Regions from separate parts of the Homo sapiens genome. Here regions 2 and 3 are each linked to region 1. Evidence: chromatin contacts called from ENCODE Hi-C or POLR2A ChIA-PET data. All regions are on one chromosome and are shown on one strand. The core of a region is the stretch at or near the end of the contact, and the rest is flanking DNA. Distances in the headings are between cores, read along the strand shown.

Evidence for each region. A loop is a pair of places that touch in the nucleus more often than their neighbours do. ChIA-PET counts read pairs that join two places held with the same protein, here RNA polymerase II (POLR2A). Pooled maps may share reads with other maps.
Region 2: a map of GM12878 shows a loop between it and region 1 (2.7-fold over the local background). The contact joins the enhancer-like site here to the promoter of TP63 in region 1. A Hi-C loop is called at or near these places in 1 of 168 maps with a recorded cell type or tissue (GM12878), 10 of 37 single-sample maps with no recorded cell type and 7 of 50 pooled maps.
Region 3: a pooled map of gastrocnemius medialis shows a loop between it and region 1 (7-fold over the local background). The contact joins the enhancer-like site here to the promoter of TP63 in region 1. A Hi-C loop is called at or near these places in 1 of 168 maps with a recorded cell type or tissue (gastrocnemius medialis) and 4 of 50 pooled maps. POLR2A ChIA-PET finds 5 or more read pairs at or near these places in 2 of 52 experiments (GM12878 and PC-9).

The regions. Positions count from the first base shown.
Region 1 is chr3:189,629,223-189,633,410 of GRCh38, forward strand. TP63 (tumor protein p63) reads left to right here and starts at 2,167. Exons shown (of 14, transcript NM_003722.5): 1 at 2,167-2,355. The coding sequence starts at 2,294. RefSeq lists a promoter at 1,482-2,291 and a cis regulatory region at 1,684-1,694.
Region 2 is chr3:189,391,341-189,395,528 of GRCh38, forward strand. No RefSeq gene overlaps it. Among named protein-coding and RNA genes, the nearest start is that of TPRG1-AS2, 150 kb to the left of the region's middle. RefSeq lists an enhancer at 3,268-3,477. Within about 2 kb of position 2,456, at least 7 of the 41 ENCODE cell types and tissues checked have a DNase peak (open chromatin) inside an H3K27ac peak, as active enhancers do; they include GM12878, where a contact is called at or near this core.
Region 3 is chr3:189,811,968-189,816,155 of GRCh38, forward strand. All of the region lies in intron 4 of TP63 (tumor protein p63), which reads left to right. Among named protein-coding and RNA genes, the nearest start is that of MIR944, 16 kb to the right of the region's middle. Within about 2 kb of position 2,149, at least 2 of the 41 ENCODE cell types and tissues checked have a DNase peak (open chromatin) inside an H3K27ac peak, as active enhancers do; they include gastrocnemius medialis, where a contact is called at or near this core.

The sequences.
Region 1 (4,188 bases), core at 917-3,416:
AACAAAACAAAATTACCTGGGTATGGTTGTGCTCACCTGTAGTCCAAGCTACACAGGAAGCTGAGGCAGAAGGATCACTTGAGCCCAGGAGGTTGAGGCTGCAGTGATCCATGAACGCGCTGCTACACTCAGTCTGGGTGACAGTGCAAGAAGCTGTCTCAAAAATAATAAATAAATAAAAATAACTTTTAAAAAACAAAAATTAATTAAATTTTAAAGACACAACACACTAGAGATGTTTGCAAATTGATTATTTGGGAGTCTATATCCCTGGAAGTTAATTTAAAATATTTAGAAGAGTTCTTCCTCATTTCCTAGAGACGTCGAATTGTAAATATCAGAGCTAGAAGGAACACTAGGGCTCGCCACTCCAAAGTGTGGTCCAAGGACCAGCAGCATCAAGTAACCTGGGAACGTGTTAGAAATGCAGAGTCTTAGGCCTCACCCCAGACCTACTGAACCAGAATCTGCATTAACAAGATTTCTAGGTGCCTCACGGGCACATTAAAACTTGAGAAGCTCTGCACTAGAAATCTTCACTCCACCTTTCATTATAAATGGAATCACTTGGCTGTGGTCACAGGAAATTGATTATTTTTAATTTCAGAACCTTCTATTTAGGTCATCTATATTTGCTAATAGCAGGGAAGAAAGCCAAACTCTTTAACTGCAATTAACAAATCTATAATTAATTAGTTAAGCAATCTTCCCTTTAAGTTTTACATTTTGTGGAGCAAGCTGTTTGATTTGGCTGGGGCTCAGGCTGGCCTGTTTGTGAATTTCACAATTCACAGATGTTAGCCGCTCTCGGGCTAAGTAAAGGAAGAGAATGTCAAGTTTTAAATAGCTTCTCCCTTCCATCCTGGCTGAAGCAACAAATAAAATATTTTTATGAAACACATTTTGAGTTAGATTTACTTACAGGGAAATGTCAAATTTCTCTGAAAGGGCTTTAGATTGTCTCACAACTTTGACATCTACTGATGTCACCTATTTACAGGTGTGTCCTGTGACTAGGGGGTGAAGGGAAGATGTGAACTCACCATGTTAGTGACCGTTAGATACACAGAGTGGTTTTTTTTCCCCCTGTTGGAGTCTATCCTAACTGAGCTTCTGAATCATATTTCATTCAATTTCCAAATCCACAAAACCAGGATAAGTTTACAGCCCATATTCAGAAAGGAAATAAATTATTTTGTGTGTAGACTTTCCTGATATTACACTGATTTGGGAATATATGAACAATTTTATGGTTTCCTTTCGAAGTAGGTCAAGTCAAAGCAAAACCAAAAACAGCAAAAACTGTAAGACATAAAGAATAGAGTGGAGCCGACTGAGAGATTAAAATAAACTAGAATATTTTTATTAACAGGCAATTTGAAATAATTTGTGCACTTCAGAATATTCTACAATAATATATTATTTCCAATTTTAATATCTTTAAGAAAATTACTATATTATATGTAAGTACATGTGCATGTGTTTGAGGTAGGATATTTAACTCAATAAAGGTTATTTTCTTTTATTCGGGTCAGGCAAAGCTTCTAAGGGGATGTGAAAGGGATATCTCTTTCTCTTAGCTGAGAGGAAGAGTGAGTTCTAAGTTAAATATAATCAAGGAATTTCCCTGTCTTTGCTATTTGAGATTGTGACCACAACAGGCGGTTGGCTGAAAGGGAAACTGAAGGGCGGGGAGGGAGGGAAATAGATGAAAAAACAAAACAAAACAAAACTTCCCTAAGCAGCTCTACAAAACATTTTAGCCCCAGAAATAGTCACAGAAATCCTCAAATCAAACCAGTATCCAGATACAAGGAAGTGTTATGTAGCTGGAGCAGGGTGGACACTCATCAGCTCAGTTCAGTTACAAAAGTCCAGGCTGCTGAAATTAAACTCTGATGCCATTCATGCCAGCATCCAATCACGACAGAGATCAGAAGTTCAGAGATGCCTCCAGCTCCAAATTGCCAACAACAAGTGTGGCTACTATACGTCAAGGACTCTGAAGCCGTGAGAGAGGGGGAAGAACAACAGTAGAGAGGATGCCCAGCTGGTAAGAATCGAGTGTTTATGAAGTTTTAGTCAATTGATGAATCTCATTGGCTAAAATCAAGAAACGCTCCGCCTCTTTGCAAATATGTATGAAGGAGAGAAGTGCCTAAACTTCTATGTCTGATAGCATTTGACCCTATTGCTTTTAGCCTCCCGGCTTTATATCTATATATACACAGGTATATGTGTATATTTTATATAATTGTTCTCCGTTCGTTGATATCAAAGACAGTTGAAGGAAATGAATTTTGAAACTTCACGGTGTGCCACCCTACAGTACTGCCCTGACCCTTACATCCAGCGGTGAGTTTGAATGTGACATAACTTCTCTCAAAACTTAATTGAAGTGCCTTGTGTATTATGAATGTGTCAGCTGTGTACAAAGAACAATTCCTCCTTGTTTAGTCAGCACAGTGATATTATTTTGGACTTTCTGTGGACTTAAAGTGGTCTGTGGACATATTTTCTGAATGTCTTTTTTGGTTGATATTTGGATCTACAAAGTGAAAAAATTTGAAGCGAATCTTCCCATTTAAAAAAAATTATCACGCCATTTAAGAATGTTTAAAATATATTATTTGCCTTGTTCAGCACCTACTCACTCAATAAGAAATTTCACTGGGCAGGGATATAATAATGTATGGATAATCTTCAAGTCAAAATAAACACCAAATAATTTTGATTTATACATTAAGAAATAGATAACTAGCCATTGTTGTACCAAACAGATTGTGGCTTGTCATTGCATTTTATAAGGAATATTTTTTGGTATGTTTGATAATGAAAATCTTTTGACAAATCTGACTTTTAAAGCTTGTGATTGTAGTAAATTTTATTTAGAAACATTTGCCTAGTACTAAGAGAGAATATTAGTGAGGGTGCACAATTGTGTATGTGCTTCAAATTAGACTTTGCTATTTTTAAACTGGTAAATGAAATCTGAACAGTGTTTTTCCAGTCATAAAGTTATGGGAGATATTCAAGTCATATGTAGCAATGTGATGTTAGTTTAACAGCATGAGATTTCGTACTTTATTTTATAAGACTAATGAGAGAGGTCCTTTGCGTGTTGAAAATGGTGAGGTTACAAAGGGTTAACTTGCCATTTACCACCTGTGTCTGTTGGAGCTTGATACTAGAAGCAGATTCTGCTCTCTCTGGGCAGGACTCACTTACTGTAGACTAGTAGAGTGTGAAAGATTTGTGATCTTCCTTTAACGTGATTTGCTACAACGTAGAACACTAATGTGAGCTATGTAGATTGTTTCTCTTCCTGTGAGGTTTCTGGTGGGTTGTGCGAAAAGGCAGAAGAGAAAGAGCAAGGCAGAAAGATAAATAGAATAAAGGAGATAAAAAGAAAAGGGTGAAAAAAGAGAGAGGGGAAGCAAGTTTGGGGTCTCCAAGGTTTCAGTGGAATTTGTTGGTGGTGGCTTGATTCGTGTCTTGCTGTTTACCACAAACAACAATATTAGCACAAATAAATGGCTCTAGGATTTATGTTCTTGTATAATGTGAAAATTAGATCTAGCTGCAGTTGAGGATTGGGTTGATTAAAAAGAAAAACACCAAAGATTTTCTGGTTCTCAAAATTGTTTCTAATCTCAAAATTATCTATTCCATTAAACATCTTTGGAAATAATAGTTCTAAGAAGATAATTGTGATGAAATAGTAACTGTGTAATGCTACTCTTGAGGGCATCTCTCCTAAACTAGGTACTTGGAACCAGGGAAGCTTTAGAAGAAACTTCCTTCTATTGACTAATAACCCACACTTCAATCCTGCATACATACCTCTCTAGAAGCATTTCTAATGATAAGAGAGGCCTATAAATATAAAGAAATAGAGAAACTACTTTTTATATTACCTTGACGATCTATTAGTTCATGAAGCAAATGTCATCTCAGTTTTTGACATACTGTAATATTCTAAGCAATCATAGTATTTTTGGTTTTTTTTTAACCTTTATTTTAAGTTCAGGGGTACAAGTGCAAGTTTGTTATACAGGTAAACTTGTGTCATGGGGGTTTGTTGTACAGATTATTTCATCACTCAGGTACTAAGCCTAGTACCCATTAGTTATTTTTCCTGATCCTATCCCTCCTCCCACCTTCCACCCTCTGAAAGGCCCCAGCGTG
Region 2 (4,188 bases), core at 1,206-3,705, 240 kb before region 1:
GTTGACCAGGCTGGTCTCAAACTCCTGACCTTAGGTGATCTGCCTCCCAAAGTGTTGGGATTACAGGCGTGAGCCACCACACCTGGCCAGATATCTTTTTATTCCTTAACTTTTCATAGTTTCTAGTCTTTAATGGAACTTCCAAAGTTTTTGGTGCTTGTGTCAGGCAGGCAGGAAGGATCTATGGGACATCAGAGAGGAGAAAAACATAGTCCCACATCTTGGGTGGCATCATGGAAGGGTTTTCTGAAGAAAAGAAATGATAAGAAGACAAAAGACTGCAGGCTGCAAGGTGTCCCTGGGGAATTTGTCCTAGAAAAGATGTTCGGCCCCACAATTTTCAGGTCCCCAGGATCCCATGGTCATGTTCTTCATGGATATTCATCCTCCCTGGTTTCCTGGGCCCTGTCAATCAGGATCTGCAAGTGTCTATCTCCCACTTCGGGAGGGTGAGATTTTTCAAGCATTCCAAATTGAAGCACATTTTCTTATACAAACTTGGTTATATTTGACAGCCAGTTACTGTAATTATTTTTGTAAAGTATTATAGGTACATTATGGGCTGAGTTGCTTTGTGCAGGACAAACTTGGATCCTGAACCAACATATATGCCATGGTTTCCATAAGAAAATGGGACTTCAGTTCCAAACTACTCCTTCTTCTCTAAGTTGAGGAAGCCTTGGAGATAATTTTAAATATTTTCTTCGGAGTTTATAGTATAAAAGGCATTTGAAAAATGAAGATCTGAGCTAATCCTGGTTTGGTGCTTGATATCTCTGGTAGTCTTGGGAGAATGGCTTAATCCCCCTAAGTTTCTGTTTGCTCAGTAGCAAGGTGAAGTGGACCATTTTTACCAGTTAAAAGTGACATGCCAAGCGTCTTGTAATAATCCTTACTTTTGATTCCATTCTCTGGCCATATTGAATTACCCATTTTCCAGAACAACCATGCTTTCTCACACCTCTGACATTATATCCCTTCTGCATCTTTAAAGATTCAGCTCAGACATCACCTCCAGGAAAGCCTTCCTGAACACCACACACATGCACAATACAAACACACCCAATACAGCCTTCTTTGGAGTTTCTACAATGCCTCGTGTTCACCACTGTTACGGCACATATCTCACTGCATAAAATCTGGCTTATTTATTTATTTATTATTATTTTTTGAGACAGAGTCTCCCTCTGTCACCCAGGCTGGAGTGCAATGGCGCAATCTCGGCTCACTGCAACCTCTGTCTCCTGAATTCAAGCAATTCTCCTGCCTCAGCCTCCCGTAAAGCTGGGATTACAGGCGCCCGCCGCCACACCTGGCTAATTTTTGTATTTTGGGTAGAGACGGGGTTTCACCATGTTGGCCAGGCTGGTCTTGAACTCCTGACCTCAGGTGATCCACTCGCCTCAGCCTTCCAAAGTGCTAGGATTACAGGTGTGAGCCACCACGCCTGGCCAAAGCCTGGCTCTTTAGTTGCCATCTCTCATGTTTCACCATAAAATTTTTGAGAATATGGGTCATATTACTTGGTTGTGTAGACTGGAATATTTGTGTAATAAATACCTCTTGCAAAAATGAATAAATGCATGAATAATAAGAAAGCTTTTTCACTCTTTCTGCACTGTCTCCCTGCTAGTTCACTGCTCTGTTTACCTGTGTTAAACATATCCCAAGTTGGCTAAGTAATCAAAGTTGCTCTACGTCCCAGAATCTATTAGCTGGAGCCCTGCAGGATGAGACCATGCTCCTTCCCCCTTACTCAGCCAGTCATGCTGACACAACTTTGGAGGTATGGGGAAGCGCCCAGAGCCCACACCCTTCTTTAAGGCTGTACCTTACCCCTTAGGCATGAAGTGTTCCAAAGTCTGAGTCAGCCATCCCTGTCCATTCACATGCCTGGCTGCAGTCCAATACTCAGATAAGAAACCACCCAGGTGCTTGGCCTCAGAAAGCCAGCAATGAGGTGGTCTTGGCCAATGGAGACCAAATTAAACTAGTGAAGAATAAAGTAGCAAGCAAGCCCTAGATGGGAGTCAGGAAATCTTGCCTGGTTTCTGCATTGATAAAAGCTGTTTAACCTTTGGCAAGTCACTTTTTCTCTGGGCCTACTTTCATCTTCTGGACAGTTAATGGGTTGAGCCAAATGACCTCTAGAGTTTTGTTCAGTTCTCAGGTTCTAGGATCTAAAATCAAAGGCAGGCTAAGCATTTCTCATACCTGAAATGGTAATGATACTTACTTGCCTGTAGCAACCCCATCTTCAGGGGAAGGGGCAGAAGTAACAGCTTAAGTTCACTGACAGTGATGGCTTAAAATGCACACAGGATACTGTCTGAGCCCTCATTTCATTGAGGCTAAGAGCCTAAGAAAGATTAGCCTTGCTGCCTCATAAAGCTTTACGTATTAGCAGAGGGTAATGCTGTACTAGTACAAAGCAAAGGCCATGACCTGGGCTGCACTTATTATTTAAATGAGCAATGTACTACTACACATACATTGTGCAATTGCATCATATCCTTTGCGCAATCTATTCTGCAGAGTCTTCAGCAACCAGGGCGTTTGTGTCCTGTAGACAGGCTAGGATCAAACACCAATTGCTTTGCAATGGATCGATAAGAATAATATTGATAATACCAGTACTTCTACCGAGAGTACCACCTTTTATTTAACATTTAATACATCCAAGACTTGTGCAACACTCATTTTGTTCTTTTAACCACTCTGGTAATGCAATATTTTTATCCCCATAATACAAATGAAGACAGTGAAGTTAACTTTAATATAATTAAGACAAAGTATATAAACTGGCTAAGAAAGCTTGGATGACAATTTTAATCTCTCACATTTGTATAGCATTTTAAGCTTACAAAATATATCTTAAAATATAATTCTATTTAGTTTTTACTATGATGTAGCAGCTGAGTAATGACTGTTTCCAATTTAAGAAATAAAAATTTGAGATGAGGGGAGATGGAAAAATGGTAGTTCAGATCCCTTGATCTTCAGTCCTGGGCCTTCCCAGTAACCCAGCAATCTGTGCTGAGACTCCTCACAGGTAAAGTGTGGCCCAGGTATAAGAAGCTTTCTGAAAAACAGTGCCTTCAAGTCAAACAAAGCCTATACAGCTGAATTCTGGAGCTTGGTTGAAATTGTGGATGAAGCAGAAGATAGGTTGGGGTATGAACAAATGTAGAGAAAGAAGGAAGGGCAAAGATCACATTTTAATAATGTTCTGTACTGTACGTGAATAATGCCAACAGTACACTGTCACATTTGTGTTTAGCTCATTTTCAGCAACAGAGCAAGATCCCAGAGTGTAGCAAGAAGAGAGACCGTTTTGGGTGGAGATATTTCTGTTTCCGCAGGGGCTTTTATGCTCATTCAACTTGAAACTTCTAAAATAACTCATTATGTGTGGAATAGCAGGTGTTCACATTAAACATATTTGCTTGACCTCACTTAATCTATTATATAGTAAATGTTCCTCTTCTTCTCGTTTACCCAATCTTGGGTCATTAGTCAGACAGAATTAATTATTCACAATGTTTAGAAAGAAATTACATATCTGAGTCTTCACGGCAAGGAAAATTGACATATCAGGCTCCGAGTCAAACTAGGATTGTCAGAGTTGACAGTGGTCATTCTGTTACTTGGGGAAAGTCAACGTTTAGAAAATTCAGAGTTGCTCTTATTTTGTTAAAGCGTAATTCACAAAGGAAGTGTAGATAAAACTTTCATTATGAAGCTTCAGTTCCACTTCTCTTATGCTTTGGTATCCCTTAATTTAATTATATCATTCTGCAATTTCAAGGATGATCAAATTAAAGTTATCCTTTAGCAAGACTTTTTGTTCATCAAGCTGCCTCTGCCAAAAATTTCTCAGTGAGCCTCAACTCTCTTCTTCATCAGCCTCTGCACCTCCAAATGTTTGCTAATTTCTATCGATTCTGCCTCTTCAATATCCTTAAATTGTCTTTTTAATCTCAATTTTATGCCCTTAGATTTGGCCCACATCATTTTTTTTCTGTGAAAGGTTGCAATAGCATTTTAATTGTCATCCTGACCCTAACATGGGCTGGATTAGTGATGCAGTACCAATAAATTACCCCAATGTATAAAACCTTCCATGGTTCTGTAACCTCAGGATAAAATTCCAAATCCTGGACATTTTGCCTCCTGAGCCTCATTCCA
Region 3 (4,188 bases), core at 899-3,398, 180 kb after region 1:
TTGTGCATTTTAGAGCAATTTTTCAAAATAAAATGCTGCATTTTAGAACTGCCCACAAACTGAAAGAAACAGAAGCTGCTGTCATTAGGGGGAGATCATGCTTATCGCATAGTCTTCTGGTAATTCTTTAATAAAAATATTTTTAGTACCATTTTATCACTTGCAATCCTTTTATGTCAAGTTTTCTTTTTTAACTTTTCTGGTTTTACCCTCAGGATTACTGTCAAAATATAGCTAATATATTTAAAGTATATGTGCATTTTTCCTTTGCGTTTCTGTGTTTTAAATAACAAATGTGATTATGTTTCCAGTTCTACAAAAATATGGTATTTATTTTAAACTTCTTTCAATGAAATGAAGTAAAATAAGACAACATTTTTCATCTTCTCTGTTTCACACACACATACATACACGACAAACCAACGTTTACTTTAGTTTCAGATTTTCTTATTTCCACAATTTAATTGATACTAGTTACAGAGGCCTATCATTTAATATAATGTAGTGCTGGTCTAGCATTGTAGTTGGGAATCGTTAATCATAGGACAGTTGAAAGAATGGTAGTGTGGAGATGGCAAGAAACTTAAATTCAGATTTCAACTCGGAAACTTACTAACAGCATATGGGGCTTTCACCAAAAATTCAATCTCTCTAAACCTCACTTTTCTCACCTACAAATGGGAACAAATGGGAACATTAATACTTTCCTTATCATGAGGATTACTTCATGTAAACATACCTATTAGCACCTAGCTACTCATATGCTCCCAAGTGTTTATTGGGTCTGAATTTGAATTTCTTCGGTTCGTGAGTTCATTGTAGTTTTGTTGAGGCTTCGACAAAACTTTAGTACCTTTAGTTGTACTAAAGGTACTCATTTGAGAGAATGAAAAATAAAATTTCAACTAATGTTTTTTCTTAAAGCTTTTGGGCTATTAACATGCATACTTTATAGAGGGACTGTGATACTATCCACTATCCAAATATATGAATAGATGGTATAGGGTGATAACAGCCTCTCCTGCATGCAGACTTCTGCAGGCTGGCTCTGCTGCTTTCCGAAGCCTGCCCAAGCAGATGTAGGCTCTCCTTGCCAGTGCAAGGAGAGGCCCTTTCCAGATTTAAGAACCTGTTGATTTTTGACATTCGTTCCTCATTTTTAATCTGATGCTTCATGATGGGAATGCCTTTTTGTATTCTTTGTGTTAAGGAATAACAGTGGGCCTTACTTATGGCAGACTCAAGATATTAATGTATAATGACAAACTACTGGAAGCAACCTGATCAGTCACCCGTGAAAAACTAGATGGCATGTTATAAGCAATAACCATACGGCCATTAGAAAGAATTCTCTGTACTGATAAGGAAAGCTTTGGGAGTTGCTGGTGAGGGAAAAAGAAAGCTTTCTGTGGCACCTGCTTGAGAATTGAGAGTCCTGGTAAGGAACCCCACTTGTAGGGGCGGTGTTTCTTTGTGCTCCCCTCTAGTGATGAGGCTTCTTGGTGAACATAGTTCAGTCTGTCTTGATTATTGGCCTCACACACCTTTGCCAGTTGGAGAGCTATTTTTCACCGCTCATGACACGAGAGTACTCTCTGTGTGCATACGCCATGAAAATCCTCAGGTTGTTTTTTTTTTTGCATTGTTTTGTTTTTTAAATTGTGTTCAGACTGAAGTAAGGACCCTACCCTTGGGACATAGGATCACTTTTTGCTGTTGTATCTTTCTCCTGTCATTGACCTCAAGGTCTTGTATGGCAGACTCCCTGATCTAGTGCCCAGCACAATGTCCAGCACACAGTAAACCTTTAATAAATGGGAAGGAACTTTTTTTCTCTCATAATTAAAGGAAACAATTGTAGTTCCCAGCAGGAGCCCTCAATTCTGACTCTGATTGTTAACTGCCCGTGAATTTGTTCCCTGTAGCCTTCACCCATGATTTATAGAGAGTGTTCTTCCTTTGCCTTTCTTAACCATGCCAGCTTCGTGTCATGTTCAGAGCTGTGGAGAATTTGACTTGAGCAAGTGGAGAGATTAGGGAGGTGGCGTTTGAAAGGGGAACAGCCAGTTCCCGGGAGAGTTCCATTGATCCCAGCATATGGGTCTTGGTCTCGCAAGCTCACTCCCTTTGGCTCCGCAGGCAGGCTGAGATGCGCGCCTGCGGCCCACCCTCCCTGTCATCAGGTTACCTGTAATGTAAGACTTTTAGAAAAAGGCTGCCAGCTCTGCAGAAATCTAATGCAACCCAGCCAATTGCGTGGCCCTCTGGAATTTAGAGACTCTTAAGAATAGCCCATCAAAGGACAAGATGTACAGACAAACTCTTCGATGGTAAATAGGATTTATCAGTTTTCTTTCACAGTGGAAGCACTTCCCCCATTAAAGTCTGAGTCTCATCTGGGGCTTGATCTAATCTTACAATTCAGTGGCTGTTAGATTTTATTGGTGAGGGGCAGAAGTCAGTAGCTCGTGCCACTGGTACATGTGTTCGTGTTTATCATAACAAGATAATTTTTACTTCTTGCCATAGCTGTTTCATAAATTATGTGAGATGTGTATCAGGTGCCTTTTTGTGCCACTCCCATGATGAAGAAAATAATAGCATTGAGCATATTAATCTGTTATCTAAACTATTTCTTAGTTCACAGAGTATTGAGGAAGAATGTACTAAATAAAGTGCTTAGAGATTTTTGGTGATGGTTCAAGTAACTTACCTCTAGGTTTTGGATTTAAAATGAATATTCATTGTAAGGCATGCTTCCGAAGAGTTGTTCCCTCATCCAGAGCAGAATAACTGAATCAGCGTTCTTGCCTGAGTTTTAGATTGACTCTAGGTTAACGTATTCGTGATGAGCCAGTTTAATCTAATCTAAGGCTTATCAGCCTCCCATACTATTTTGAGTGATTTGTTCACTGCACCGTGGAGTGTCTATTTAACATTAAACTGATCTTGATTTATTGCATGTGAACATTATAAAAACTATTGATTTTAAAAATGAATAATTTAAATAAAGCTTATATTTCTTTTCCTACTACAAAGAGTAACAGCAAAAATCCTCTGCTTTTCCCTTTTCTTCTTTCTCCCTATTCTTCTCCTCTTCCCGCATTTCTTCTCCCCCTTCTTTCTACTCCCTCCTTCTCTTTTTTCCTTCATTTATGTTATTATTGTTAGTTAATTTGGTTTTGTAGGTATCATCAGCTACATGGTATCTTTCTTTATTTTTTTTTACTATAGCTTCACTCTTCTCCATAAATTAATATGGAGAACATGATATATATCAATCACCGTGGAAATTTTTATCAGGATTAAATTATCACAACCTTTTCATGTAACAAATCACTTTGGTGAATAATAATGGGCTGCTTTAGAGGTAGCAAACCCAAATGTCATTGGAGTCAGGGAGGTAGCATAAATGAGCCGAATGATAAGTACAGAAACTGTGGCAAAAGAGCTTATATACTGTATCTACAAGGACATCTGCTTTACAATCCCAGACTGTTGTCACAGGGGAAAGTAGACCTAGTATTAAAATATTTAAAATATTAAATTAATTATCACAATATTAACTCTTAAATATTAATTTTTAAAAGAGTAACTAGAAACCTGGGTTTGCATGTAATATCTTCATATCTTAAAATGATGATACTAATTCAAAAAAAAGTTGTAAAACACTACAGGCCAAACAAAACAGTACACAGGCTGCATGCCATCCTGTGCAAGGTGTTAATGGTAACAAGGGGAGATTACTAAATGTTTAAATAAATTAATTGGAAGTTAGTTATTAAAATAACTAAAATAACTGGAATCAGCATCTAAGAGAAAGGTTACTAGTGGGTATATTTTATTCACAAGTAATAATTCTTTATTCCTTTACAAAGTCATATAGATTAATCTCTTGCTGCATTTAACTAAGCAATACATTATCAGAACATATTTTTCTCAACTTGTTTTCTTACAGCAAATGACCTTTCTGCTTCTCATTTTTATATCATTTTATATTTTAAAAATCTAATGGCATGCAGGATTGGATACTTGGAAGTTTATTGTTTGTTTGTTCCTGTGCTTATCATTAGAGAATTATGGAACTCTGTAACTTAACTCCTTAAAATTGGCCAAAGTTGCACTCAGAAAAGAGCTTTGAGATTTAAAGGGCTTCTAATCAATTTTCTCAGCTTACTAACAGATAGC